Linked DNA regions of Homo sapiens: region 2 is linked to region 1. The links are chromatin contacts, found by Hi-C or POLR2A ChIA-PET in ENCODE. All regions are on one chromosome and are shown on one strand. Each heading gives the region's core, a stretch centred on a gene start or an enhancer-like site at or near the end of the contact. The rest is flanking DNA. Distances are from core to core; before and after follow the strand shown. Region 1 overlaps WNT3 (Wnt family member 3). Region 2 overlaps NSF (N-ethylmaleimide sensitive factor, vesicle fusing ATPase).

What was found. A loop is a pair of places that touch in the nucleus more often than their neighbours do. ChIA-PET counts read pairs that join two places held with the same protein, here RNA polymerase II (POLR2A). Pooled maps may share reads with other maps.
Region 2: a loop to region 1 is called in a map of heart left ventricle, with 3 times the contacts of the local background. The contact joins two enhancer-like sites. A Hi-C loop is called at or near these places in 10 of 168 maps with a recorded cell type or tissue (Caco-2, Calu3, GM12878 and 7 more), 3 of 37 single-sample maps with no recorded cell type and 4 of 50 pooled maps. POLR2A ChIA-PET finds 5 or more read pairs at or near these places in 7 of 52 experiments (A673, AG04449, AG04450 and 4 more).

What each region holds. Positions count from the first base shown.
Region 1 is chr17:46,769,816-46,772,445 of GRCh38, reverse strand. WNT3 (Wnt family member 3) reads left to right here. Exons shown (of 5, transcript NM_030753.5): 3 at 2,398-2,630. It also overlaps a transcript of LRRC37A2 not described here. Among named protein-coding and RNA genes, the nearest start is that of WNT3, 48 kb to the left of the region's middle. RefSeq lists an enhancer at 1-443. Within about 2 kb of position 1,250, at least 15 of the 41 ENCODE cell types and tissues checked have a DNase peak (open chromatin) inside an H3K27ac peak, as active enhancers do.
Region 2 is chr17:46,733,324-46,738,025 of GRCh38, reverse strand. The region is part of intron 17 of NSF (N-ethylmaleimide sensitive factor, vesicle fusing ATPase); the gene reads right to left. It also overlaps a transcript of LRRC37A2 not described here. Among named protein-coding and RNA genes, the nearest start is that of WNT3, 83 kb to the left of the region's middle. RefSeq lists an enhancer at 4,641-4,702. Within about 2 kb of position 1,250, at least 2 of the 41 ENCODE cell types and tissues checked have a DNase peak (open chromatin) inside an H3K27ac peak, as active enhancers do.

The DNA of each region.
Region 1 (2,630 bases), core at 1-2,500:
TCTAGACGCGCTCCCCAAAAGCGAGTCACCTCTGATCGCTCTTCCCGTCTCCGGCCAAGAGCCAGGGGAAAGCGGCTCTGGGAGCGCTACCCATTCACTCCGCGTTGAACGTTTTAAGTCACCACCGTAGGTTCTGGCACACGCCCCGGTCCCTAGATGGCCCGAGGACAGGTTTGGGTTGCGGGGGGAGGGGCGATGTGTGCCCGAGAGTTTGGGAATTTGCTGGCGGCGGCGAGGAGAGCATCCCGGAAGACGCCGCGAGCGCATACGCGCCCCGGTCGGTGCCCAGAGCCCGGACCTTGAACCCAGGTTCGCGCCCAGCTCCGGCCCCACGTTTGCACCCCGCCCCCGGCGAGTCCCCACACCACCGCCGCGTGGGCGGCCAAGGGTTAATCTCTGCCCCGCGCTTTGAGACCCGGGGCGCAGCGGGTCGGGCAGCCCGGGGCGCGCGTCTTCCGCGAGTCTGGGGGCGGCGGGGTCGGCGGCCGGAAGGGGCGAGGCGCGGCGGCGGCGCGGCGGGCCCGAGGCGCTTCCCCAGGCGGGGGCGGGGGCAGGGGCGGGGGCGGGCGCCGGAGGGGCCTGGGCGGCCTGAAAAGCGCCCGAGCACCGCCCCCCCACCGCGCGGCCGCCGCGCCATTCACACGCCCTCTGGCCATTCGGCGCGGCGCGGCGCGGCGCGGCGCGGGGGCGGGGGGCGCCGCTTCAATGGGGATTTCGCGGCCCGGCGCCGGGGCCGGGGGCGCGGCCCGGCCGCGGGAGCCGCCCGTTGCTACGCGGTGGCGGCCGGCCCGGCGGCCCGGGCCCGGCGGCCGCATTATGCGGGTAATGCGGTGTGACACCGCGCGAACAAAGGCGGATTGAGCGGCCCAGCGGGCCCCGCCGGACGGGGAAGGCACAGCGGGGCTGTCAGCGCCGCTCCCAGGCTAATCCCCGCCCCGCCCCCGCCGCCCCCGCGTTCCCGGGGCTGGGAACCCAGCGCGGCCCGGGGCCCGGGCGCCGCTGCCGCCGCGAGAGGCCGCAGGCCGGCCGGAAACGAGGGGCGCCCGCCCTGTGAACCCGCCCTCGGCCCCTCTTCCCCGAGGCGCCCCCAGGGCTGGGGCGTCTAGGATTGGGGCGAGTGAGCGGCGCGGCTGGGACCCCGAGGCCGGGAGCACAACTGGACGCGGGACGTCGGGCCCCCTTGCCGCCGTCCTCGGTCGGCCCTGGCAGCGCAGGCGCGGGGCGCGGGCGGGACCAGCTCTGCACTCTTCGCCCTCCCGTCGTTGGAAGTGGGACGGGCCCCTCTGTAGGTGGCGCAGGAGGGCGTGGGGGCCGCGGAGAGCGGCCGCGGGAGCCAAGAGGGGTCCCGGGCTTCCTTCTTGCAGCACTCGGCCCACAGCCCAGGAGGGGAGGCGGGCGCCTGGCTTCTAAATAAATTTGGTCACATTTATGACCAATTTTGCCGACTAGGCCGGCCCGGCGTTTCACAGCCTGTGTCAGGTGGCGAGTCACCTCCGGCTCCCGGGTCCTGCCATGAGGAGAGAGATGGTTGGGCTGCAGGTCTTGCAGGCCTTGGCCTCCCTAATCGTCAATGTCCACATCTATAAAATGAGTAAAACTTTCCATGTGAATGAAGCACATGCAGAGACGATGACCGTTGTGAGGAGGCTGGAGCACACCCTTGAGAGTCTCTCCTTTCCCTGCGCTGGACCCTGGGACAGAACCAGGGGAACTGCCCGGTGTCCCTACCCTTCTGGGAGGGAGTTGGCCGTGCCTGGGCGTGAGGGCAGGAGAATGGGGATGGGGAGACTGAGGCACGGGCCACTGCCCTCCTGGTGAGGGGCTCTAGGAGCGGAGGGAAGCCGTGTCCATTTTACAAAAAGGGCGACTGAGACCGAGAAAAGGAGAGGGGCCGTCCCTATGCATCCACGTGCGGAAGGGGTGGGCCTGGGCAGGTTTAGGCTGTAGATTCCCAGGCCTCCCTCCTTACAGACCTGGATCTCACTCAGGCGTGGGAGGGCTCAGGCCTGTGCAGGGTGGTCTCTGGACTTTGGGAAGGTGGAGGGCAGGGGGTGTGGGACCAGGACAGAAGTGGCTGCCTTATCTCTGCAGCAACCTGCCAGAGGTTTGGTGTCGGCGCCTGTTTCTAACAGGCACTGCTTTGCCCTGTGGCATTTGAGGTCCTGAGCTAATCAGCAGCCCAGGGCCTCAGTTTGCTCATCGGTGAAGTGGGAATACCCAACTGGGTCTAAACCAGCCAAAGAGGGTGGGGAAGCTGCCTCCCTCTTGCCTCAGGGCTGGTGAGCTCTTCAACTCTTCCTGGCCTCGTTCCCCTCACGTCCTGGCCTGGGAGGTGGAGGCAGGGCAGGCGCTCCCAGGCCGGGTCCTGAGTGCTGCCTCCCCACGACCTCCCCGCAGCCACCCGCGAGTCGGCCTTCGTTCACGCCATCGCCTCGGCCGGCGTGGCCTTCGCCGTCACCCGCTCCTGCGCCGAGGGCACCTCCACCATTTGCGGCTGTGACTCGCATCATAAGGGGCCGCCTGGCGAAGGCTGGAAGTGGGGCGGCTGCAGCGAGGACGCTGACTTCGGCGTGTTAGTGTCCAGGGAGTTCGCGGATGCGCGCGAGAACAGGCCGGACGCGCGCTCGGCC
Region 2 (4,702 bases), core at 1-2,500, 34 kb after region 1:
GGAGGTAAAGGCTGCAGTGATTGAGACTGCGTCACTGCACTCCACCCTGGGCAACACAGCAAGATCCTATCTCTAATAATAATAATAATAATAATAATAATAATAATAATAATAATATGCTAATTTTAGCATACATAAATCCTTCACCTTCTCTCTCCATTGCTGCAGCGCTTGAATTCCTTAGCATGGCACAATGGCCCTGACTAAATCTCCCTTTTACTCATCTTTCAAGACCAGGATCCGAAACTACTATTTGTGAATGATTTGCACATCTTCTCAGGTAAAATGGACCACACTTTCCTTTATGTTCCACTGGAACCACGTAACATATAAAACCTAACTCTATGCATCATGTTTTCACATCTTTCTCCCACCCTGGATTGTGACAGGGACACCAGTTAGCTTCTGCATGGATCAGAAAACACACACACACACACACACACACACACACACGCACACACACCCTAGGTGAACAAATTAGAAAAAAGCAATCATCTGGGTGAGTGCAGCCACCCTTGCTTCCTTCCCCAAGCCCCAGCACCTCGTATGAGCTAAAAGGCACCCTCTTCCTCTTGTTCAGCGTTAGGGTTGCTAGAGAAATACCTGAGTATAAGTCTGACCAAAATATGGGATATGCTGATGCTAAAAAATTATGTGATGTTTTTCTGAAATTTAAATTTAACTAAGTATCCTATATTCCTATCTGCTAAATCTGGTAACCTTACTCAGGGCAGATTCAGTCCCAAACCAGGGTGGACTCCTTGGTGGGCAGCATGTGGGCTGGATGTTAACCTTCATTTGCTACTTGACCTGTGCCCACCTTGTGCACAAACTTCACAATTGAACAGTGTTCTTGGACTATGAGCCATCTGAGGGCAGGTACAATGTCTTATTCATCTTTTTATCTCTATACTGAGAAGGATTTCTTAAATGTACATCTAATAAAAGCAGATGTTCCTTAAAGAAATGTTTTAAACTTCTATGTCAAAAGAAATATTTTTGGTGAAAAAGAAACTTCCGATCTCCTTTCAATGAAGCTTAAGACAATCGTTACCATCTACCTTGGTCAACTTTAGTCACACTGGCATTCAACCATGGTAAGTTTAGATGGGGAGCATGGCACTGAGCCAAGTGCCAGGTGGGTTTCCCAGGACAACTGTGAGAGTTAGGAGGCACTTGCACACTTTTACTCCAAAACCCACAGCATATTTCAGATATTCAATTAAATCTTAAGTCATAAAAAGAACAAGGTTAAAAATATATTATACATAGACAAGCTTAGATACAAAGGTAGTCTCATTTAACCCTAGTGGTTAGCAGCAAATTAGTACCAAAGCAATGGAATTAAGGAATTTTTGACAGTTATACTGCTAAGTTAAAAATAATTGTATACACATTTTTTATTTTTTCCTGATTATCAAAGTAACATATGCTTATTGTAGAAAATCTATAAAGTACAGGAAACAATAAAGCAAAATAAAAAAGAAATCACCTATAATCCTACCATCCAAGATTAACAGGGTAAGGAGTAGAGGGAGGGCCAGGGCTTCTGGCCATTGTGAGATCCCCAAGGACACAGGAAATCTCCAAAGATCTGCATTCTTGTTTCTGGGACAGAAAGGTAGGAAAGAAACTGTGAAGCACCACTTTGTTGCACCATGAGTTAGGAGAAAAGGGGAACTTCAGCCACAAGCAACAGGTGGTGGCAGGGAAAGGAAGCAGGTGGGCCAGTCCCTGGAGGCTGAAGACAAGTGTGACCTGGTGGTGGCCTACTGATCTTGGCAATTCCTGTCTCCACTTCCTACTTCTTTCTACAACAGGAATCCCTAATCCCCAGACAAGAGTATTTGTCTTAGGATGTAGGAAGCTTCTAAATTTCAGTGAATGAGAGATGGGGAAGCAGGTTTCTTTTCCCAGTACTGCAAATGAGGGAAGTTGGGTTCAGGCATTCCAAAGTGGGAGCTCTGAACTCACTTCCTATGGAAACTTCCTCTATATAGCAGTTATTATACGTTCTTCAGTTTTCCTATCTTACAAGCTGAAAAGGTTCTGTGGACTATCCAAAGGCAATTCTTTTTTTGAGACAGAGTCTCACTCCATCCACCCAGGATGGAGTGCAGTGGTACAATCTCAGCTCACTGCAAACTCCGCCTCCTGGGTTCAAGCAATTCTCCTGCCTCAGCTTCCCGAGTCGCTGGGATTACAGGTGCACACCACCACGTCGAGCTAATTTTTGTATTTTTAGTAGAGATCGGGTTTCACTATGTTGGCCATGCTGGTTTTGAACTCCTGACCTCAAATGATCCACCTGTCTCAGCCTCCCAAAGTGCTGGGATTACAGGCATGAGCCACTGCGCCTGGACAGCTCATGTAGTCCACCAGTTTACAAAGGGCTTCACTACACATTATCTTAGCTGACCCTCAACAGAGTAGGTAACACATGAGGAATTATCTCTATTTTACAGATGAAGAAATAGACACCAAGAAATTAAGGGACGTTCAAGGCTATAATGCCAGATGATATCTGAGCTAAGACATAGGTTTCTTTTTTTTTTTTTTAAACCTCAAGTTCAATACAAAGAGTAAGTTCTACAGAAAGGGTGCTCTTAACTAGAGTCATGGCACCCATGGACTACTACGACGTTATAATCCCCACCTTTCAAAAGCTAATGTAATGCCACAGTAACTTATTTAAGGCAATGGATCTGGAAGAATACATTCTAGCAATGAAAAAATATTTCGTCTCAACACTATTAGCATTTCTCTGATGATTAAAATTTAGATATTTAATTTTGAGTTATCAGAAAATGGCATATATATCTTATAATTTATTCTGGTATTAATATCTACTATAGATGTGCTCTACCAAAACCAAAACAAAACCCTATTTTGAAAATTTGATTTTATTCAGCAGATATCTGTAGCAATGTTTTATAAAATAATTTACTTCACTGTTTTTTGTTGGTTTTGTTTTTAGAGACAGAGTCTTGCTCTATCACTCAGGCTAGAGTGCGGTGGTAAGAATCAGCTTCCTGCGGTCTTGAACTCATGGGCTCAAGCGATCCTCCTGCCTCAGCCTCCTGAATAGCTGGGTCTACGGATGCTCACCACCACATTCGACTAACTTTTTTTTGTAAAGACTGGTCTTACTATGTTGCCTAGGCTGGTCTCGAACTCCTGGCCTTAAGCAATCTTCCTGCCTTGGCCTCTCAAAGTGCTAGGATTACAGGCGTGAGCCACAATGTCTGGCCTATTTCACTGTTTTTGATACATTTGAAATTAATCTACATATATATGTACTATATATATATGTTCTTTAATACTGTCTATCTATGTAGTCCACAGGTTTACAAAGGGCTTCACTAGGCATTATCTTAGTTGATCACTATACATTCACTATACATTATCTTTCTGTCCAGAAAACAAGAACACAGATCTCTGGAAATTTCCTTTGTCCTCAGAGATATGTATATATACACACACACATGTTCAATCTACAAAGGACTTTCCAAGAAAATCTACTATACTAAGCAAAGTATACCTAAAGAGAGTATTATAAATATAGTAGGTATCTAATGTCACTGACTTACTAAGAAGGCCACTAAACTGTCAAGCATCATTTTTTTTTTTAGATAAAAGAAATGAAGCCCAATGCAAAAGTCACCACATCAGTGGATTAAAATTAATGTGTCTGGCAAAATGACTAAGCCTCTTTCCTAAAGTGGTTATATATCTTATTGAGTCATATCATAGTCATTAGCCAGAGTTAATTTTGAACAAATAGATGGAGAGATACTCATGTTTAGGCCTGCATGATTTGGAGTCTCTTCCATTATCTGCTTATTTCACTAAAGCAACCCAAAGCCTAAAGAGTTGCTTAATATTATCAAGATACCAAGATGTCCTATAACCATATCTGAAGTAAGACTGCTAAGATGTCATGTAAGGACTACATGAAAGCAATGTTGTCTAGAGACTGCTGATGTTAAAAACAAAACTCATGCAGAAACAAGTGTGTCTACCCAAGTCCCCATCCTGAGAATGCTGACAGTTTCTTATTGGTCCACACCTTAGGTCCTCCAAGCTTTAAGCTGTATTTCTCTCTTATTAGGTAATATTCCTAGGTGTCAGAGCAGCGAGGAAGTTACTATTCTCAACAACATCATAAAATTTAGCCAGAACACTAATAACTGTTAGGTCTGAGTTCTACTTCAGTAATACTGCTATGACGTTGGAGTGGTAATTCTTCTTTTGTAAAAGTTTAAAGTTTCCAAAGAGTTTTCCAATCGTTGAGCTTCAAATGAGTTATACCTGGACTAAGATATCAATTCCTGCCAGCTGTTGGGAAGGCTAGAGCCCTGGCCAGTTGTGAGTGGCCTCATCCACTTACCCAAGTGTATCATCAGATGTTATCATTTTGTATGCACCATAATCTAAAAAGGTTGGGAAGCACTGAACTGAGGAAGGATTGCTCCTCCATAAATTACGAGGCTACCCTGTTACATACAGATGAGGTTTTCCAATTTGATGCACAAAAGTGTCAAACCCAGCATTAAACAGTGAGGTTAATAGGCTTAACTACTCTCACACTTGTTGAGGAAACTGGGGAATCATGTCATTTTACAGCCCAAGGAGTTCCTTTTCAGACACTCTGTCTCCCAAAAAGAAAAAAAAAAGAAGGTGGCAGAAGAGATCTATGAGG